2 separate regions of the Homo sapiens genome follow, and region 1 is linked to region 2. A link is an interaction called in ENCODE POLR2A ChIA-PET data of the cell type or tissue named here. Cell type or tissue: PC-9. All regions are shown on one strand. Region 1 has its middle 21 kb from the start of SH3D19. Region 2 overlaps FHIP1A (FHF complex subunit HOOK interacting protein 1A).

Region 1 (5,000 bases), 290 kb before region 2:
TATTAAACGAGATCTTGTAGAAGATAAGCTGAGTAGAATTTCTGGGCCATAAACTGGCTTCAGCTTCCATGAAAGTGTATAGGAGCCACTTCTGGGGAAATCAGTGGGCAAGGTTATGGGTGAGATCTGGGAAACAGAACTTAACTAAGGTTGGAGCAACTGGAAGGTGGCCTGGGTGCAGGACATCTGGCAAGACTATGGTCAGGGAGAGGGTTGCTCTGTATTTTCTGCTTCTAAGTTCACCAAAGCCCATCTCCAGTTCTGGAGTAGATCAAAGAAGAAAACTTCTGTGGGATTTAATGAGTGTCCTCAGCTTATCCAGGCAGTAGGTCATAGTGGGCAACAGATGGGTAGGAGAAGAGAAACGCCATCAAAACATGAATAAGGCAAATCAAATACAAACAGCAACCTGGAATAGGCTCATACAGGCATTTGATTTGCAGGTTTTAAAAAGTACTAAAATGGTAGTTGACATCTTAGTGATAGCCTCTGCCGATGCATCTTCTTTCTGGCATTGCATTGTTCTAATTTGGAGTTGTTGCCCTCTACATCTGATATACAGCTAGTAGACCATCATCCTCAGGACTCCCTTCTATTTCCTTAGCGGGATCTTCTGTTTTCCTATAATCCATACCTTCTTCCTTCTTGATTTTCTCCATCTTTTTAATTTAGCACATCTTAGCTTAGCTTCTTAAGAAAGGAAAAGATTCTTGAGAATTTATGTATATTTCACCTTTATTCCTTTTTAAAAAACTTTTTTTGGAGACAGACTCTTGCTCTATTGCCCAGGTTGGAGCACAGTTGTGCAATCATAGCTCACTGCAGCCTTGAATTCCTGGACTCAAGTGACCCTCCCACCTCAGTCTCCTAAGTGGCTAGGACAGCTGGTGCATGCCACCATGCCTGGATTCTACCTTTATTCTTGATGAACAATTTGGCTGGGTATAGAATTCTACCCAGAAAATAATTTTCCTTTAGAAATTTGGAGGCATTGCCCCACCGTCTCTAGCTTCAGGGTTGTTGTTGAGAAGTCCGATGCCATCTGGATTTCTACTTCTTTGGATGTGCTTTTTCTCTTTGGAAGTTTTGGGTATTTTGTCTTTGTGCCTGGCATTCTAAAGCTTCATGATAATATGCTTTGTATGGGTCTGCTTCCCTTCACTGAGCTGAGTACTTAGTGGGCCCTTTCAATCTGGCAATTTAGGTCTTTCTGTTACCTTTCATGTTAGAGGATTTCTTAAGATGTTTGGTAATCCTGGTTGTCTGCTCGTATTCAAGGGTGAGAAAGCAAAAAGCTGCATAGTAGAAGCCCTGTGCTTTGGGGAAGACCTGTTGCCCAGGAACTTTACTGTAAGATGAAATGGGTAGGCTCTTTGTTGGGGAATTCTAACCACACCCTATCCTCCTCCATATTACCTCTTATCACTATCTTTGGGGATTTTTTTTTTCCTTTTGGGCTGGTAATATTCCTTTAAGAAGGCTTTTCCAATCTTCCACTTGGAAGGTGAGAGGATCTGAGCATTTAGCATGACTGCATTAATTAATCAATCCCAGTTTTCTCTCTAGAGTCCCTATCCCCTTCAGCTATGGCTAAGAAGTGGACAAACCTCTGCATCTGTTAGGACGGAGGAGGGGCAGTTACCCAGTAGAAAGGAGTAGAGAGCATGCATATAAGAAGTACTACTACTTTTTAAGTAGTTCCCAGCCTCCAACCAGTTCCCTTATTTTATTCCTTCTTCATCTTCACTCTATATCCTGAGGATTTTGCAATGCCAGTAACTTAGCATTTGGTTTTCTCGTCTGCTAAGTCCTTTATCACTATTCTCTGGCCTCCAAAATTCTGTTGCTATTGCTTCATCTCATTCTCTCCTCGTTCTTGAGGGTTTTAGTGGGGTTCTGGAGGGAATCAAATTACATGCATTTGTTTAATCCATCATCTCTACCTGGAATCAACTGTCAAACATTCCAAAAAAACTGAGATTTATTTATCTACTAAATACTGAGTGTCTGTGATGTTTCTGGCACCTTGATAAATGCAGGAGATGAACTATGATTTATCTTCATAGTGATAACTGATGCTCTAACATAGTGTTTTGAAAAGAAAAATGTGCCTTTCCTCGCTACCATCCTGAAATTCTATTTTGTGAAGATTGGTAAATGCTGGGGTTATTTTGGGCTAGGGCAGCTTCATAACTGATACTGATTTTAAACAACATCTAGAAGATTTGGATCATTTCTGACATCACCCACCCACCCGTCCACCCCGGATGTATTTCTGAGTGAACTGGCCTAATACCTAATTCTAAGAGTGTATGCCAACTTATCTTAAAGGCCATTCATTCTGAACACTGCATAAAGCAAGATCAAACACCTCAAGCTCTGACCGAAGGGTGAGTATGCAGCTGTCTTAACAAAATTTTTATATACCCTTGATTGTGTCTCTGGTCCTGGTGGCAATTTATTCTAGATCTTGTCTTCAAAGTTTGGCAATCACAATGATATGATAACAGGAGGGAGGTTTAACATTTATTGAGTGCCTACTATGTATCAAGCAGTGGCCTTGATACTTCACAATTAGTAACTCATTTAACGTTATTCCTTAATAAATTCATAAGCACAGCAAAATTCTCCTGGAGCAAAGCAAATAGTTCAAGCATATGTCACTTTCTTTTCATTGTTCTCTTCACTCAGAATTCAAACTCCAGTTCTACATTTTTGTATTCTATTGTATAAAATCTCTTGATGCCAAACAGACATATTTGTACAAATCACATGCATATGAGGGTGTGCTCTCAGAAATGTTGATAACCCTACTCTACCCTGTTTTTATATTCCAACAGATAAACCGTATACACCTAGCAGCATGGCCCAGTTGCTCTGGTGGTAGGTTTGGTGCACCCATGGAACAGAAAGAGGCCAGGCAGGCTCCCATCAGGACCAAACCCCATGAGCTACAGTGGCTGCCATCTTTTGCCTGAAACACCAGTGTCCACTGGTGATAAGGTTTTACTTTGAGAAAACTTTCTTTTGGCCTCCAAACTTTGTCCTGACATTGAGAGGATACACAGTTTTGTTTTGTTTTTTAATGGATTGTGTCATCTTAAATTTCTGGCCCTGACTATTGATCAGAGTCTATGATGAACTGGCAAAGAGAAAATTATCTCTGCTTGTTACTGGTATCTTACACTGGCAAAGAACTGAACGATTTCTGGAGTTCTTCATCTTTTACATGAGTCAGGAAAATCACACATTTGGAGCAACTATCAGTAATAATGACATTAATAATTACATTTTATTTTTGTGAAGGTTACAAAGCAATATTATGCAAACTAGTTCCCATCAATATCCTTGAACTTGGTATTCTTTGATTTATAACTGTGTGAGTCAAAGATTATACTGTAAAATCATTAAAGACTAACACAATAAACATCAGCTAATGATTTTCCAATCTCAGTTTAAAGGTATGGTTTATGTTGAAAATTCCCCACCCCCGTAATAGAACCCCCTCAAAAATCATGAGAACAAGGAATTGTAGCAAATAAGCTGTTTGAGCCTTAGAAGCAGTACCTTAAGACAGAAACATAAAATCTCGGTGAGGGAAGAAACACTGAAGGTCAAACGTCTACCTAAATCCTGCTCTACATTCAAATATTCTTCCGCAGGGGAAGGCTCTAAACGCTCCTAAAAGCATTTTGCATTTCCTAGATAGTGGATTCTCCCTCTAAGCCAGTGGGTTCACAGGAGTAGGAAGGAGAACTGGGGGCAGTGGACAATAAGGAATTAGAAAAGGAGAAGAGGAAGGGAGAGAAACGGGAACTGCCTTAGGGAGAGAAGAGTGGAAAGTTTACAGGCACACTCGTTTTATTGAGCTTCACTTTATTGCACTTCGCAGATACTATATTTTTTACAAATGGAAGGTTGGAGCAAGTCTATCCATGCCATTTTCCCAACAGCACATACTCACTTTGTGTCTCTGTGTCACGTTTTGGTATTCTCGCAATATTTCAAACTCGTTCCCAGTTTGTATATCTGTTAGGATGATTTGTGGTCAGCAATCTTTGGTGCTACTATTGTAACTCTTTGGAGGGCTCCACAAACCATGCCCACATAAGACGGCAAACTTAATTGATAAATACTGTGTGTGTTCTGACTGCTCCACCGACCAACCATTCCCACTTCTCTTTCTGTCTTCTCAGTCCTCCCTGTTCCCCAAGACACAACAATATTGAAATTAGACCAGTGAATAACCCTACTATAATCTTGGGCGACATAGTGAGACCCTGTCTCTAGAAAACATTTAAAATTATTAACTGGGCTAGGCCAGGCGCAGTGGCTCACACCTGTAATCCCAGCACTTTGGGAGGCTGAGGCGGGCAGATCACCTGAGGTCAGGAGTTTGAGATAAGACTGGCCAACATGGTGAAACCCCGTTTCTACTAAAAATACAAAAATCAGCTGGGCGTGGTGGTGGGCACCTGTAATTCCAGCTACTCAGGAGGCTGAGGCAAGAGAATCGCTTAAATCCAGAAGGTGGAGGTTGCAGTAAGCTGAGATTGCACCATTGCACTCCAGTGTGGGCAAGAAGAGTGAAACACTATCTGAAAAAAAAAAAAAATTAGCTGGGCTTTGTGGTGAGCACCTGTAGACCCAGCTACTTGGGAAGCTGAGGTGGAAGGATCACTTGAACTCAGGAGGTCAAGGCCGCAGTGAGCCGTGTTCACACCACTGCACTCCAGCCTGGCTGATAAAGTGAGACCCTGTCCCCCAAACAAACAAACAAACAAACAACAACAACAACAACAAACCCCTACAATGGTCTCTAAGTGCCAAGTGAAAGGAAAAGTTGCATATCTCTCACTTTATTTATTTATTCGTTTATTATTGTAGGGATTATGTCTCTCACCTTAAATAAAAAGCTACAAATGATTACACTTATTAAGGAAAGCATGTCAAAAGATAGGCTGGGCGTGGTGGCTCATGCCTATAATCCCAGCACTTCG
Region 2 (5,000 bases):
ATTTGATGAGTATTTGCTGTGAACTGAAAGGTAGCAAAGGTTTGTCCTTTGGACGGAAGTACAGGTGGGAAAGGTTTTATGAAGTGGCTGGGATTTGAGGACGAGTATTAGGAGTCAAAGTGCACAGCTATTAAGAAGACATTCATTTGGCAGTTTAATAGGGGACTCAGGAACACCAAATCTTGCCTTGGCCCAGCAATCCCTCTTCTTCTCTGGAACGCTGTGAGAAGCATCTGTTTTTGTGAAGGAAAGCAATGATGCTTCCTTATTAGCTCATGATTTAGCCCCGAATCTCTGCACAGAACTCTAGAAACTCCTGGTTAGACCATGGTGTACATCTTTCCTTCTTTTTGGTAAACCCAGATCCTGAATCTTGGAGTTGACTACTCTGGTGAAACCCTACCCCAGCACTGCAAGAAGCGGACCCAGAGAGAATGTGGCCCCAAAGCTGAGAGAGGAGCGAAGGGCTAGGGCTGAGAGGAGCTCCGAGTTGCGAGGGTTTGTGCTCTTACATGCTCTTCTGGTGGTGTGGAAGCAAAAACGAAAAAGTGGGACTACCAGGGTCCTCCAGCATGCGCTCCCTGCTCCTCCTTCCTTAGTGGACTTCCTGACCCTTCATTTGACCAGTCCTGGGGAATAAGGGTGGGTGGAGCTGAGAGTGGGGGAAGAGGGAGGAGACCTGGTCTTCCCCTAGTCCACATTGGGGTTTTGACATGATTTGAGTAGAGGTTACTGAGAAGAAGACATTCCAGGTGGATGCACTAGCATTTCCAAATAGGTAGCTCTGGAAAAGCCAGGGGTGTCAAAGTGTGATGCTGGAAACTAGTTAGAAATGCAAATTCTTGGTCTCCTCTCGGACCTACTGAATCAGAAACTCTGGGGTTAGGGCCCAGCAAGCCATGTTTTAACAAATTCCGGGGGATTCTGATGCACTACTAAGTTTGAGAACCACTTTGAGGAGTGATGCCGTGCAGGCATAACATCTTGCAAAAGAGAGTGATTACAAAATGAGTGTGAAAAAGCTGGTAGTGGCCTATTGTGGAGGGCCTTACAGAATTGTCAGGAGAGTATCACCTATTAGTTTTTCAAGTTTAAAAGAGCTTTTGAACTTTTTACAGTTTTAGATTAGGTCATCAGTAGCTAATCTTAAGGATTAGCAGAAAACAAATCCAATCTTAAAGAAACACCCTGGGTAGTCTGGGTAGAACATTAGTTATCTTTCCTAAAAGGATTATGTTAGCTCCTCATCAAGCCTCTACTGATATATGACAGAATGCATTAGCAAGGCCTGAATGAAATCCAGAACAACTTGGCAAAGCCGTTTTTAGTGCCAAAAAAACCAGGCTTTTACTCCAAAGTGGGTAAAGCCTGATGGTATTTAAATGTTAAATTCTTAAATACTGCTTCTTTGATGGTAGGAAAACCAGCTGTCTTTTTCAGTGTACTTGGAAGCCTGGCCTTGATCTGGAGGTGCAGAGCCTCCCAGCTCTGGGTCACCAAGTCAGATTTAGTCTAGGTGATGGAAGCTCTTGCTTGCTGGCTGTTCAGTGGCCTTTAGAAGGTGAGTGCTGATCACCCTTTTACTGCTCATATAGTGGTGTTTGTTGTGTTACAAAAGTGTCCGCAGAGATGGCATCGGTAATGGCTTCTCTGGAGACCCAGACTTGCCCCTTATAAAGATGAAGAGATCAGCTCATGGTTGAAATACATAAATGTTCAAGTCAGGGATAGTCATTTCTAGGGTGGGTGAGGATAAATATACCAGGAAAGTGCCTGAATGTTATGTTATCACAAGTTCTGAATGGAATAATGGAAAAAAAAAAATGCCAGACCTGACGTTAGGAGATGGGCTTGACTGCCTGGTCCTAGACTCTCTGGGCCCATGTTTCTTTAATGAGGATGATAGTGATAATAATAATAATATAGTTGCTCTTAATTGAATACTTCCTCTGTTTCTAATTCTGCTGTGCTGCTTGAGGGATTCCACCAGGAGAGAAACTGAGAGGACATACACAGAAGTCAGTTGGGCACATAATAGGCATGCAAGAAACCACTGGCTCCTGGTATCCTTCTTCTGCACTGCTGATGTGACTCAGCATGTTTTGGTTTTGGAGTATGCCACCTCATAAGATTATTGGGAGGATCAACTGTGGTGATGTTTGTGAAAATGTTTTGAAATGCTGTAAAGCAAGGTTGTGTAACCTGTGGCCTGCGGGCCGCATGTGGCCCAGGACAGCTTTGAATGGGGCCCAATGCAAATTTGTAAACATTCTTAAAACATTATGAGATTTTTTTGCAATTTTTTTTTCTTTTAGCTATCATTAGTGCTAGTGTATTTTATGTGTGGCCCAAGACAATTATTCTTCCAGTGTGGCCCAGGGAAGCCAAAAAATTAGACACCCCTGCTATAAAGTATAACACACATTTTAAGGGAGGGAATTTTCTAGAAAGGACATTTTAAACTAATGAAAATAATTCTTTTCAGATTTAGAATCTGTGCAAAAAGCAAAGCCAATAAAAAAATCTTTATTCTTCAAGTCATTTAAACATTATTTTAAGGGACATAAAAAATAGATTTATAATCTGTCCTTTTTGTTTGTTGCTGCCACTGCAGTCATTTGAATATACATGATAAACTTGCAGATCTGAGAGGCAGTAGAGCTGTGAAGATTATGTGACTGCGTTTAATGAAGGTATTTGTTATGTGATAAATAAATAATGACTGTATGTCAATTTTTATTACAACCCAAATACTCATAAATACCAACATTTCAAAATGATGATCCATTTGTAACGGATACTAGTTTCTTTCATTTGGTGAAATATCAGAAAAGTAAGTTGAAATAAGGTACCCCCAAAGACAGGATATTTTAGTGAGCAGAAAACCAAGGAGAAATTGTCCACCTCCACGGATATGACATATGATAGGCCAAAGGCAGGCAGGAAATGCTGACAAGCAGTGAGGTAACAAATCTCTGCCATGTGCCTGGAACCTCCCAGTTGAGACAAAATTTAATTGCTTAATACATTGAATACTATTTCTGAATATTCTTTTTAGAGAGTTTTTTTCAGAAGTACTGGTCCATTGTCAGGTTTATGAACTGTCTTGCCTGTTGTGTTCAGATAGAGGTTGTTTTGCCTGAAGAGAAGCTGTGTGTATACTTCAGGAACATTTTCATCTTGCATAGGAGCTAGGGGTTTGGAGGAAAGGAAAACAACAACAACAACAACAACAACAACAAAAACCCTGTAAAGCCTGCCAGCCTAGGGGAAAATGAATAGGAGAAATATGGCCAGAACTTCTTTGAATCACAAATGATCTTTTTGAATTCACTAACATTGCTTTGTAGATGTTTGTCTATTGGTGCATTGTTGGGGTTATCATCCCAGAAGAAGCACTTCACTTAGCTCATCGTACTTCACTGCCTTGTTTTGCTTGTGTTTATGGTCAGTGTAGCATAGGGCAATATGTATGCTTTGTTATCAATTGATTGTCACAGAATTATTTTAGAAGTGATGATGGTTTAATTTAATGACCGATATCCAAGAAAATAAGAAACAGGCCCAGGGTTATAAAGGGTTGGGGAAATAGTGAAAATCAGGGAGGACAATATGTATGATATATATATATCATATATCATATTTTGGACAATATGTATAATATATATGATACATATTTTATTTATATATTATATATATATTTTTCTTTTTTTCCTTCTGTGTTGGGGGATGGCTTTGCAAAATCTGGACCTCTGAAGTCAGATATTTATTAGTCTCTGATTATTTTTATAGTTTCATGAATTTAAATTCTCAAACAAAATACATATAGTATAAATGAAAAGATAGTTTGATGATAAATACCTATACTAAATTCATAAGTGATTTTTCTACTATTGACAGCCAATTCATTTTCATATTTGAAATGTGGGGATATTCTGGCATTCATTCTATTTCTAATCTTTTCCTGTGAGTGATGAAAAGACAGAGACAGAGGAGCACAGTCTGTTTTTCTATTCTTTCTTCTGGGATGATCCTTCATTTTAAAGATACAGCAGAACCACTGCTTTTTTCTTTTCTTTTGAAAATTGATGTATAATAGTTGCACATATTTTTGGGGTACACATGATATTTTGATGCATGCGTGCACTGTGTAATAATCAAATCGGGATCATTAGGATATCTATCATGTCAAGCATTTATCATTTCTTTGTGTTGGAAACATTACAATTATTTTCTTCTAGCTATTTTGAAATATACAATAAATTATTGTCAACTGTAATTTCTCTACTGTACTATTAAATACTAGCACTCTATCTAGCTGTATTTTTGTACCCCTTAACTAACTTCTTCCCCCTTCCCTTCCCAGCCTCTGTAACCACCATTCTACTCTTTACTTCCATGAGATTCACTTTTGTAGCTCCCGCGTATGAGTGAGAACATGTGATATTTGTCTTTTTGTGCCTGGCTTATTTCACTTAACATAATAACCTCTGAGAACCACCATTCAGAATACTGGCGGGCTATTCATTTGAATAGACTCCCCATTTCCAGTTTCGTAGACTCTCTTTCAACCAATAGGGGATCTCCCTTGATTTGATTTATTCAGAAGAAAATTTTTAGTTTCTACTGAAAGCATGTGTTTGTAAAGTTGCAAATTCCCAATAAGTCTTTATTCTAATATAGTTTCAAGCTACCCACTGGTGATATTTGATAAATAGCTTTATTAGCTTTGATCCAGTGTTCCATTTTTAATACTTCAAACAAAGAATAAAAATCTATGAATATCAACTTAAATCATGAAATATGCTTAGTTTGAGCTGTAAGCAGTCATTGCTGTTCCAGCAGTATATAAAAGCATTGAAGCAGTTTATTTCTTAAATAATTAATGACCAAAATAAGGATACCATAAATCCTGTGTAATCCGAATTTCTCTAGGCCTCACCAGCCTATAGGAAGAGTTCACATCAATGGCTACAGGACAGATTTTCCCAGCTCTCACC

The links. Peaks named below come from ENCODE experiments on the same cell type or tissue, not always from the same donor. Only the 100,000 strongest peaks of a DNase experiment are listed, where the experiment ranks them.
Region 1: POLR2A ChIA-PET joins it to region 2 with 6 read pairs; 2 of 35 experiments call an interaction of 5 or more read pairs at or near these places.

Annotation. Positions count from the first base shown.
Region 1 is chr4:151,344,306-151,349,305 of GRCh38, forward strand. No RefSeq gene overlaps it. Among named protein-coding and RNA genes, the nearest start is that of SH3D19, 21 kb to the left of the region's middle. In PC-9, no CTCF peak of the experiment used is centred here; no DNase peak of the experiment used is centred here.
Region 2 is chr4:151,639,243-151,644,242 of GRCh38, forward strand. All of the region lies in intron 9 of FHIP1A (FHF complex subunit HOOK interacting protein 1A), which reads left to right. Among named protein-coding and RNA genes, the nearest start is that of GATB, 120 kb to the right of the region's middle. In PC-9, no CTCF peak of the experiment used is centred here; a DNase peak (open chromatin) is centred at 2,129; H3K27ac peaks cover 1,742 bases.